2 separate regions of the Homo sapiens genome follow, and region 1 is linked to region 2. A link is a loop called in an ENCODE intact Hi-C map of the cell type or tissue named here. Cell type or tissue: heart right ventricle. All regions are shown on one strand. Links, peaks and the distances in the headings refer to the core of each region. The heading gives the core; the rest is flanking DNA. Region 1 has its middle 71 kb from the start of RHOU. Region 2 overlaps NUP133 (nucleoporin 133).

What was found. Peaks named below come from ENCODE experiments on the same cell type or tissue, not always from the same donor. Only the 100,000 strongest peaks of a DNase experiment are listed, where the experiment ranks them.
Region 1: it touches region 2 in a loop (6-fold over the local background); 22 of 110 quality-filtered maps call a loop at or near these places.

The regions. Positions count from the first base shown.
Region 1 is chr1:228,662,260-228,667,639 of GRCh38, forward strand. It overlaps a transcript of RHOU not described here. Among named protein-coding and RNA genes, the nearest start is that of RHOU, 71 kb to the right of the region's middle. In heart right ventricle, for the core only: CTCF peaks have their summits at 2,321 (motif pointing right) and 2,520; a DNase peak (open chromatin) is centred at 2,342; H3K27me3 peaks cover 965 bases.
Region 2 is chr1:229,479,106-229,484,485 of GRCh38, forward strand. It overlaps NUP133 (nucleoporin 133), which reads right to left. Exons shown (of 26, transcript NM_018230.3): 12 at 4,949-5,040. Among named protein-coding and RNA genes, the nearest start is that of NUP133, 27 kb to the right of the region's middle. RefSeq lists an enhancer at 700-749. In heart right ventricle, for the core only: CTCF peaks have their summits at 3,054 (motif pointing left) and 3,260; no DNase peak of the experiment used is centred there; H3K27ac peaks cover 1,172 bases.

The sequences.
Region 1 (5,380 bases), core at 113-5,112, 820 kb before region 2:
AAGACAGTGTGGCGATTCCTCAAGGATCTAGAACTAGAAATACCATTTGACCCAGCGATCCCATTACTGGGTATATACCCAAAGGATTATAAATCATGCTACTATTAAGACAAATGCACGCGAGTGTTTATTTGCAGCACTATTCACAATAGCAAAGACTTGGAACCAACCCAAATGTCCATCAATGATAGACTGGGTTAAGAAAATGTGGCACATATACACCATGGAATACTATGCTGCCACAAAAAAGGATGAGTTCATGTCTTTTGCAGGGACATGGATGAAGCTGTAAACCATCATTCTGAGCAAACTATCACGAGGACAGAAAACCAAACACTGCATGTTCTCACTCATAGGTGGGAACTGAACAATGAGAACAGTTGGACACAGGGCAGGGAACACCACACACTGGGTCCTGTTGTAGGGTGGGGGGCTGGGGGAGGGATAGCATTAGGAGAAATACCTAATGTAAATGACGAGCTAATGGATGCAGCAAACCAACATGGCACATGTATACCTATATAACCAATCTGCATGTTCTGCACATTAAAAAAACTATATCCCTAGTCAAGAGAGAACAAGACAAAATGCTGCATCAAGGGGAATGGCAGAGATAAGTGACACCCTCAAGGGTCTAAAGAATGCAGCAATAGTGTCCCCATGATATTTCTGTTTAAATCACCATTCTGTCCCCTCGGGATCTGGCTGCTCTTGGTGGATGACTCTAGACCAGAGGTCCACAACTACAGATTCTGTGCCCAAATTGTCAGCTGCCTGTTTTTGTATATGGTTTTAACTTTTGTGAACAATTGAGAAAAATAAAAAGAATGATATTTTGTAGTATTTGAAAATTATGTGAAATTCAAATTTCAACAGTTATGAATAAAGTTTTATGACAGCGCAGTTGCACTCATTCATTTATGTATCTTACGGCTGCTTTTGTGATTCAAAGATCAGAGTTGAATAGTCTGGACAGAGACCTTGTGTGGTGTTCTCATTATTTCCCCTTGCTTTAGACACATCACAAACCACAGTGAGGCAACTAGCACACTACAGTGTTTCAAGTGCTATACTTTTTGCCATGCTATGACTTTTCATTTATTTATTTTATCACACTGTAACTGTAACAAGAGAATACAATGTGTGTGCAAATTACCAGACTAGGCACTTATCACAATATTCTCAACTCATAGGAAAGCAATAATAAGGAAAATCGGAAAAGTTAAGCATATTCTTACTATTGAGTTTAAGAAGAAAAAAGAAAAGTTAAAAAAAATTAAGCAGCAATATCTCAACACATAGCTGACATTATTTTTCTTTATTTTTATTTTTCTTTTCTGTTTTTCTTTTCTTTTCTTTTCTTTTCTTTTTTTTTTTTTTTTTTTTTTTTTGAGACGGAATTTCACTCTGTCCCCCAGGCTGGGGTGCAGTGGCATGATCTCAACTCACTGCAACCTCCGCCTCCCGAGATCAAGCGATTCTCCTGCCTCAGCCTCCCACGTAGCTGGGATTACGCGCGCGCGACACCATACCTGGCTAATTTTTGTATTTTTAGTAGAGACGGGGCTTCACCATGTTGGCCAGGCTGGTCCCGAACTCCTGACCTCAAGTGATCCACCCGCCTTGGCCTCTCAAAGTGCTGGGATTACAGGCGCGAGCCGCCACGCCCGGCCAACATAGCTGGATTTCTTTTTCTTCTCCCCTCCCCTCCCCTCCCCTTCCCTCCCCTCCCCTCCCCTCCCCTCCTCTCCCCTCTCCTTTTTTTCTCTTCCCTTCTCTTCTTTTCTTATCTTCTGTCGCCCAGGCTGGAGAGCAGTGGCACTATCACGGCTCACTGCAGTCTTGACCTCTCGGGCTCGCGTGATCTCCCACTTCAGCCTACCGAGTAGCTGGGACTACAGATGTGTGCCACCAGGCTCGGCTAATTTTTTGTAGTTTTTGTAGAGGCGAGGTTTCTCCATATTTCCCAGGCTGGTCTCGAACTCCTGGGCATCGGCCCTCCTCGGCCTCCCAAAGTGTTGGGATTACAGGTGTGAGCCGCTGCGCTCGGCCTGGATTTCTTCATAAAGATAAAATTGGAAATAAAATTGCAGCCCAAGTAAGCTTCCAAGTGGCTCATTTGTTCCTCAAATGAGGAAAGCCATTTGCGGATAGCGAATCAACAAATCATGTTTGTACTCATTTTCTCAGAAACGTATTCTGAGAAAATAATCTTTATGAAGAATGTTAACCTTTTTGCTAGGTGGGGTGGGACTTTGGGAAAAAACCCAACAGTTTATTAAAACAAACAAAGCAAGAAACCAAATTGTCCGGCAGAGGGCAGCATTACCCCACAGAGCCAAAACCTTTGCCAGGAGGAACCCGTGTTCATTGCCAAGATTGATTGATTTTGAGACAGAGGTTTGTCCTTGTTGCCCAGGCTGGAGTGCAATGGCGCAATCTCAGCTCATTGCAACCTCCGTCTCCCAGGTTCAAGCAATTCTTCTGCTTCAGCCTCCCGAGTAGCTGGGTTTACAGGCGCCTGCCACCATGACCGGCTAATTTTTTGTATTTTGGTAGAGATGGGGTTTCACCATGTTGGCCATTTTGGTCTCGAAATCCTGACCTCAGGTGATCCACCGACCTCAGGTGATCCATCCGCCTCGGCCTCCCAAAGTGCTGGGATTACAGGTGTGAGCCACCGTGCCCGGCTTGCCAAGCTTTATTAACTAACATTTGTGGTGCCAGGCTGTTATGGTGATTTCTTCCTATTAGCTTATTTAATCTTCATGAAAACCCTTCAAGATAGGTACTATTTTATTTTCATTTTACAAATAAGAAAACTGAAACTCAGAATGGCTAAGTGACTTTTACCTGGTTCACATATCAATTAAGGTCAAGCCTTTGGCTCCAGGACCTATGTTTTTATTGAAGTAAATGATTATAAAGTGCCTGCTATGCACTAGGCATGGTCTAAGCACTTCACATGCTTTAATTACTTTAATCTTTATGATAACCCCAAGATTTAGGTACTATTATTACCATTTCCATTGTACCGATAAAGAAACCAAGATAAAGAGGTGAAGGTGATCCTACCTTCCCAAGGGAACTCCCACTGTCAGGCTTGAGTCCACAGGAGAGGCTCTAGCTGCTCTACGTGGCAGCACTAGGGTGAAGGCAGTGAGGCTCCTACTGCTCTGGTTCTGGCTGGGTCACACATGTCGGGGATGGGTTGCCAGCTCCCTCAATAAACCCCTACCTAGTCTTCTGAGTGACTCAAATCAGGTATCTTTGGTAGAGTGGAGTGGGGAACAGTAATATATCTTTGAGTGGAGTGGGGACAGTAATATATCTTTGAGTAGAGTGGGATGGGGAACACTAATATGAGTCCCAGAGTCCCAGGATTGAGAACCTGCAGTTCTGATGTCAGAGAGCAGAAGTTGGATGTCCTAGCTCCAGAATAAAGAGCAAATTTGTCCTTCCCCTGTCTTTTTGTTCTGTTGAGACCTTCAAGGAATTGGAAGAATAATGCCTATCCACATTGGTGAGGACAGATCATTTTGACTCAGTCTAGTGGTTCAAATAGTAATACCTTCTACCCTGGGAGAAAGCAGTCCCTCCAGGGTCAGCAAGGCCCCAAGATGTCAAAGCATCAAAAATACAGAATAAAAAGGTCATAATTAACACAAGATGGACAAAAGCCTTCTTCACCCCAGCATCTAGAAGTGTTCTTTTTTTTTTGACAGAACCTTGCTCTCACCAAGGCTGGAGTGCAGTGGTGTGATCTCGGCTCACTGCAACCTCTGCCTCCCGGGTTCAAGTGATCCCCCCACCTGAGCCTCCCAAGTAGCTAGGATTGCAGGCGTGCACCACCATGCCTGGCTAATTTTTTTGTATTTTTAGTAGAAACAGGGTTTCACCATGTTGGCCAGTCTGGTATCGAACTCCTGACTTCAAGTGATCCATCCACCTTAGCCTTTCCAAGTGCTAGGATTACAGGTGTGAGCCACCGTGCCTGGTCTAAGAGCATTCTTTGTTAAAAATTTATTTTATTTTTTCCTAATTGACAAATAGTTGTTGTACATAGTCATGAGGTACCTAGTGATGTTTTGATACAAATAATATCTGGTGATCAGATCATGGTAATCAGTGTATTCATCATTTCAAAGGTTTATCATTTCTTTGTGTTGGGAACATTCAATATCCTCTTTCTCACTGTTTGAAACTATATAATATATTATTGTTAACTATAGTCATCCTACAGTGATATAGAACACTAGAACTAATTCCCCTTACCTATCTGTTTTTTTGTATCCTTTAACAAATCTCTCCCTATCCCTCCCTTCCTATCCTTCCTAGCCTCCAGTGTAAGAGTATTCTTGCTCAGGGTGGTGTGGCAGCCCCTGTTTGGAAGCCAGCAGGGAATGTGCACCCCTGTGACTGAAGACTTGAAAGTCCCCATTCCACAAGACTCAGGCTACTTGGGTACTAAGTAGGACTAAAACCAGAGAAAAAGTAGGCTGGAGCAAAATTTATTGTGCTTTTGGATAAATATCCAGCATTTCCTGTAAAATGTTACAGCAATTCCCTCATGGAATGTAACGAGACTAGAAAAGCCCTCCCAGAGATTTCCCCACCTAGTTTTGTGGAATGTAACTCAGGTGGCTGACCCAGGGTCTGAGATTTGCATAGTGACTTTTAGCGCAAAACATTACCTTTCTTGTGCCTCATCTAGCAAGGCAATTTAGCCTCACTTGTCTGTTATTATTATTATTTTTTAACTATCGAAAGCTCTCTAACAGAAGGAAATCTGAGCTGGCTCTGTTGGAAATAGCTTTCCTTGTAGTCAGGGTGAAATAAACTTCTGTCATGAGCTTGCTATCAGTTCACCTGAGAGATATGTTTTAACACCTAAATAGGTTCATTTAACCAACAAGGAAGTGCTTCTTCTTTTCTGGACACTGCTCCAGTGCTGGGATTCAGAGACTGACCCCATCCTTGGAGCAAGTGGTTAAATAACAGAAGACATAAAAATAAATCAATAATCACAAAACATGTTACAGATGTTTAAAGAACAGTGGAAGCCCAGAGGGAGGGATCAGTAACTGCCTGGTGGCATCCAGGAAGAGCTCAAGGAACTAACATGTTGACAGAGTTTTGAAAGGCAAACTTAGACACGAGGAGGCAGATGCTGGAGGGGAAAAGGTGCAGAGGCATTGAATCTTAAACACACTTGCATCCACGCCAGAAGCAGTCGGGGATGTAGGATGCTGGGAACTTCACAGTTGCTTGGCCTGTGGGAGCCCCTCTCTCACCTTGTTCTTCTAGTTTCTGACTCCAGGCCTCTCTCTGGCCTGTATCTCCATTTATCCCTCCATGTTGGACTTGATTCTGGGAAATC
Region 2 (5,380 bases), core at 294-5,293:
TTTTTATTACAGTACAGTCATCTCTCAGTATACACAGGGGATTAGTTACAGGACCCCCAACATACACCAAAATCCACCCATATTCAAGTCCTGCAGCTGGCTCTGTGGAGCTCCAGCATACAAAAAGGCGACCTTCTGCATAAGCAAGTGAATTTCTGATCCGCATTTGGTTGAAAACATGCTGTGAATTTTTGATCCGCATTTGGTTGAAAACAGCCTGCATATTATGTAGACCCACACAGTTCAAAGCCGTGTTGTTCAAAGGTCAATTGTATATTGTTACGGTTGTTTTATTACTATTGTTCTTAATCTCTTAGGATGCCCAATTTATAAATTAAACTTCATCATAGGTACTATAGGAAAAACGTATATATATGATTCAGTACTATATGCAATTTCAGGTATCCACTGGGGGTCTTAAGACATATCCCCCTGTGGGTAAGGGGGAACAACTGTATAAGAATGACTCCTCTGTTGTTGCTTTGAACTGAAGAGATGGTAGTGCTTGTCACTGGAGCAGGGGGTAAGGATGGAAGAATAAGCTTTGGAGAAGATAAGCTCGGTTTTGGATACGTTGAAACTCAAGTGCCTATGAAATATGTACTGCTGCTGGACACTCTCCATTTTCACATAATGGCCCGGGTCATGGTACATCTGTTTCTTCAGCAAATGAAGCCAAGGAGGAGAAAAGATCACCGAGGGAGTAGACAGAGAGGGAATGTGGTCGACAACTGAGAATGTAGACATCCTTTCAGGTGGTTTAGCCATCAACAGGAACAAACAGATAAGGTGGTAACTCAAAGGACGCAAAGTCAAAGACTGGTCTTTTTACAAATGGCAGACTAAATATGATTAATTGCTGATGAGAAGGAGCCAGCACGAGAAAGGTCAAAGGACAGAGGAAAGGGAGAACTGAAAGGATGTAGTCTTAAGTGAAGCAGGAGAGAGTGGCCTTCAAAACAAAGAGCAGTCTCTGATAGGAAGAAGAGTACACTTCCTACTTTATTGGGAGGGAAAGAGGAACAGGATTTGGGATCCAGATACATTCATAGCTAGTAAGCTAGGAGGTACAGGGAGCTCTTATCAAGGGCTTCTGTGATCTCTGTGAAGTAGGAAGTTAAGTCCTCTGCTAAGTCTGAGGGAAGTGGGAGGAGACTGGAAAAGGGCTGTCATGGTCCCTTGGTAGAACAGGAGACACAGCTGACTGGAGAAACGCAGAAAAACTCTTGAAAGCGTGAAAGGCCAGGGTGAAGCTGGTGACCCAGTCACGCTACAGGTTATGAAAATACAAAGGTGACTATGGCAAGATTTAATAAAAAATTACAGAAAAAGTTCCCCAAAACTCTCATGAACAAAAGATTTAGTGTTTTTTGGGCTAAATAAAATGAAAACCAAAATAACATAAAAATCAATTTCAAAGAAATGATGCTATAAAAACAGTAATATTACCTTAGCAAAAGATTAAACAGACAGTCACACTTAAAAGTGTTATCTACCAATTGTGACCCCAGGGGCCATCTGGCAATGTCTGACGATAACTTTGGGCATCACAAGTTGGGGGAAAGGGTGCTAATGGCATCTAGCAGGAAGTGGCTGGTGATGCTGTTAAACAGCTTACAATGCACCGCTGGAGTGCGGTGACGGGATCTCGGCTCACTACAACCTCCGCCACCTGGGTTCAAGCGATTCTCCTGCCTCAGTCTCCTGAGTAGCTGAGATTACAGGCATGTGCCACCACACCCAGCTATTTTTTTTTTTTTTTTTTTTTAAGAAGAGACAAGGTTTCACCATGTTGGTCAGGCTGGTCTCGAAGTCCTGATCTCAAATGATCTGCCTGCCTTGGCCTCCAAAGTACTGGGATTACAGGTGTGAACCATCACACCCGGCCTCAAATGACAATGTTAATGGGGTTGAGAAATCCAGCTTTAAAGGCACCACAATTCTGTTTGTAAGGAGTCTACATCTTTAAGAGAGCTAGCTGACACTCCCCCAGAAATCATCCCTTATTAAGTCCATAGTACTTCACCCATGTTGGGCAGGATGAGTTCAGCACAGCTGTGCTACAGGGCCCATGACACTGTTCCTGAGGGTACTGCTTGCTCAGGACTTAGATCAGGGGTCCCTTCTTGTGCCTAATAATTTTCCCCTGTAAAACATCTTAAGATGACTACACCAGGTTGAATAGTGTCTCCCACAAATTCATATCTACCCAGTGCCTCAAAATGCAACCTTATTTGGAAATAAGGTTTTTGCAGATACAATTTGTTAAATTATGATGAGTCTAAATCCAATGACTGATGTCCTTATAAGAAGGCCACGTGGGCTGGGCATGGTGGCTCACACCTGTAATCCCAGCACTCTGGGAGGCTGTGGTGGGTGGATCTTGAGTCCAGGAGTTTGAGCCCAGCCTGGCCAACATGGTGAAACCTCGTCTCTATTAAAAATTCAAAAAATTAGCCGGGCATGGCAGTGTGCACCTGCTGCTTGGGAGGCTGAGGCAGAAGAATTGCTTGAACCAGGGAGGCAGAGGTTGCAGTGAGCCGAGATCACACCACTGCACTCTGGCCTGGATGACAGAGTGAGACTCTGTCTCAAAAAAAAAAAAAAAGGCCATGTGAATGTGAGGACAGCTACGTGACAATGGAGGCAGAAACTGGAGTGACACATCTACAAACCAAGGATTGCTAGCAGCCACCCGGAGCTGAGAGAGGTGAAGACAGATCCTTTCTCAGAGCTTTCAGAGGGAGGGCCCTGCTCATGCCTCGCTCTCAGACTTCTGGCCTCCAGAACTGTGAGAGAAGACACTTGCGTTGTTTGAAGCTCCTGGCTTGTGGTGATTTGTTATGGCAGCCACAGGAAACAAATCTAATGACTGGTCACTTGCTGCATTATCATTTACATTTTGAGATGCCACAAATGTGACAGAATTTTAATTACAGGATAAACTTGTGAAAGATAAAAACACAGTACTTCAACTGAGATTTTTGAAGACTGAACCATGTAAAAGAACAAGATTAAAAGAATATAATTTTAAACAGAAACAAAAAACTTGCCTAATGGTGCCCCCTTCTGGTGACAAACTAAGCTCAGTAGATCACGAGGTACAGAATGTTAGAACTGTAAAAGCACTTTGGAATCTGTTGTCTCTGTGAGTGAGCCGCTATGCATCAGACACCAGTATGAGTGGGATTATGGAACCATGGGCTCAGAACTGGGGGAAATGAAGGTAGTACACTCAGTATATTCCTTCAAAACAAAGATCTGACGATAAACTAATGATCCTTTAGCCATGCTAACTCCCACCCCACTCAATACTTCGAAAAGGAAGAAACAGAAACACAATGGCAGAAATGTTCAGCATCTGTCCAAAGTTTCCCACAGCTAACAAGGGGCAGAGCAGGGGGGCTGGATCACCATTTTCCTGAGTATTTATTCAAATGTGAATTTGCCATACCTTTTAAGGAAAGTACCAGAATACATGAGCAGAATACATGTCTAAGATAAACTGAAATCTGCATTTGCCTTAAACCCAGAAGAGTATTAGAGCAGCAAGTGTGACCAAGTGAGGACAATCACTCCCCACCCCATACGCGCATCTGCTTAGGCACGCTCTCACTACAGCTGGACTTGCTCTGGCCAACAGGACACTAGCAAACGCCATCCAAGCAAAGACTTAAAGAGTGTGCACTGACACTTGTTCTCTTGCCACTCTAGAACCCTGTGATACATGAATAAGCCCAGGGCAGCCTGCTAGTTGAGGAGACATCACAGGAATAGAGAGCGAGCTGGCCAGCCTATGGCCCAGAAATGTGAGTACGGTAAAGAGCAGCCAGCCCAGCTGCAGACCAAAATGAGTGAGCCTACTCCGAAAAGTAAAACTGCCCCGAGTCCAGCCCCAACAGTCAAACTGCAGAATTGTCAGCTATGTTAAATGAGTCACTAAGGTTTGTGGTGATTTTGCGTAAAGCAAAACTCAACTAATAGGCCAGGTCTAATTCTTTTGCTTTTTTTGAGACAGGGACTTGATCTGTCACTCAGGCTAGAATGCAGTGGTGTGATTATGGCTCACAGTAGACTTGGCCTCCCGGGCTCATATGATCCTCCCAACTCAGCCTCTGAGTAGCTGGGACTAGAGGCGTGCATCACCATGCCCGGCTAATTATTTTTAAAATTTTTCTTTGTAGAGATGAGGTCTATGTTGTCCAGACTGGTCTCGAACTTCCGGGCTCAAGAGATCCTTCTGCCTCAGCCTCCCAAAGTGCTGGAATTACAGGTGTGAGCCACCACACCAGGCCATAATTCTTTAATATTACCAATAAAACTTTGCATGCGGCTGGAAGTGGTGGCTCACGCCTGTAATCCCAGCACTTTAGGAGTCAGCCTAAAATCAGGAGTTTGAGACTAGCCTGGCCAACATGGTGAAACTCCATCTCTACTAAAAATAAAAAAATTAGCTAGGTGTAGTGGTACACGCCTGCAGTCCCAGCTACTTGGGAGGCTGAGGCAGGAGAATCGCTTGAACCCGGGAGGCGGAGTTTGCAGTGAGCCAAGATCGCGCCACTGCACTCTAGCCTGGGCGACGGAGTGTCTCAAAAAAAAAAAAAAAAAAAAAAAAACTTTGTAAGCAACTTATTTGCACCTTAACGTTATACGTAAAAGACCCTTGCAAGATGTCTTCATGATCACCATTTTTAATGGTACATTGTTTTTCATGAAGTGGAGAGAGTATGTTAGAGCCCATGTTTTTTCCCTAACCTAGCTAGCTGGAACCCTCCCATGGCTACTAAGTTCAGAAGAACAGTTTATTAAAGTGCTAAAGCTCAAAAAAACATTCTCCTCTTGATAGCATCATTCCTCCAACTTGCTCCCACCAGTCAATAAGTAGCACATGTCAGTAAAACATATCCTCACACATAAAATAATCCATAATTTAAAAAACATGTTATACCTGCAGTATTGCAGAAAGGCAGCTTTCAGCAACTTGATTTTATCTTCCTGGGCTATAGTTTCATTCTTTGTAGTGGTCTCAAAAATCATACTCTGCAAAATAACAAAGTATAGTTTAGAGGTAAAGGCATCTGAATATTCTTAATTATTGGACTAAAAACTGCACCCATCCTATGATAGCAACTCCGCATATACACGAGCTGTTTGCCGTATTGTCTGTACCAGGGGTGTCCAATCTTTTGGCTTCCTTGGGCCACACTGGAAGAATCGTCTTGGCCCACACATAAAATACACTAACATTAATGATAGCTGATGAGTTAAAAAAAAAAAAATTTATGTTTCAAGCAAGTTTACGAATTTGTGTTGGGCTGCATTCAAAGCCATCCTGGGCCGCATGCAGCCCATGGGTTGTGGGTTGGACAAGCTTGGTCCA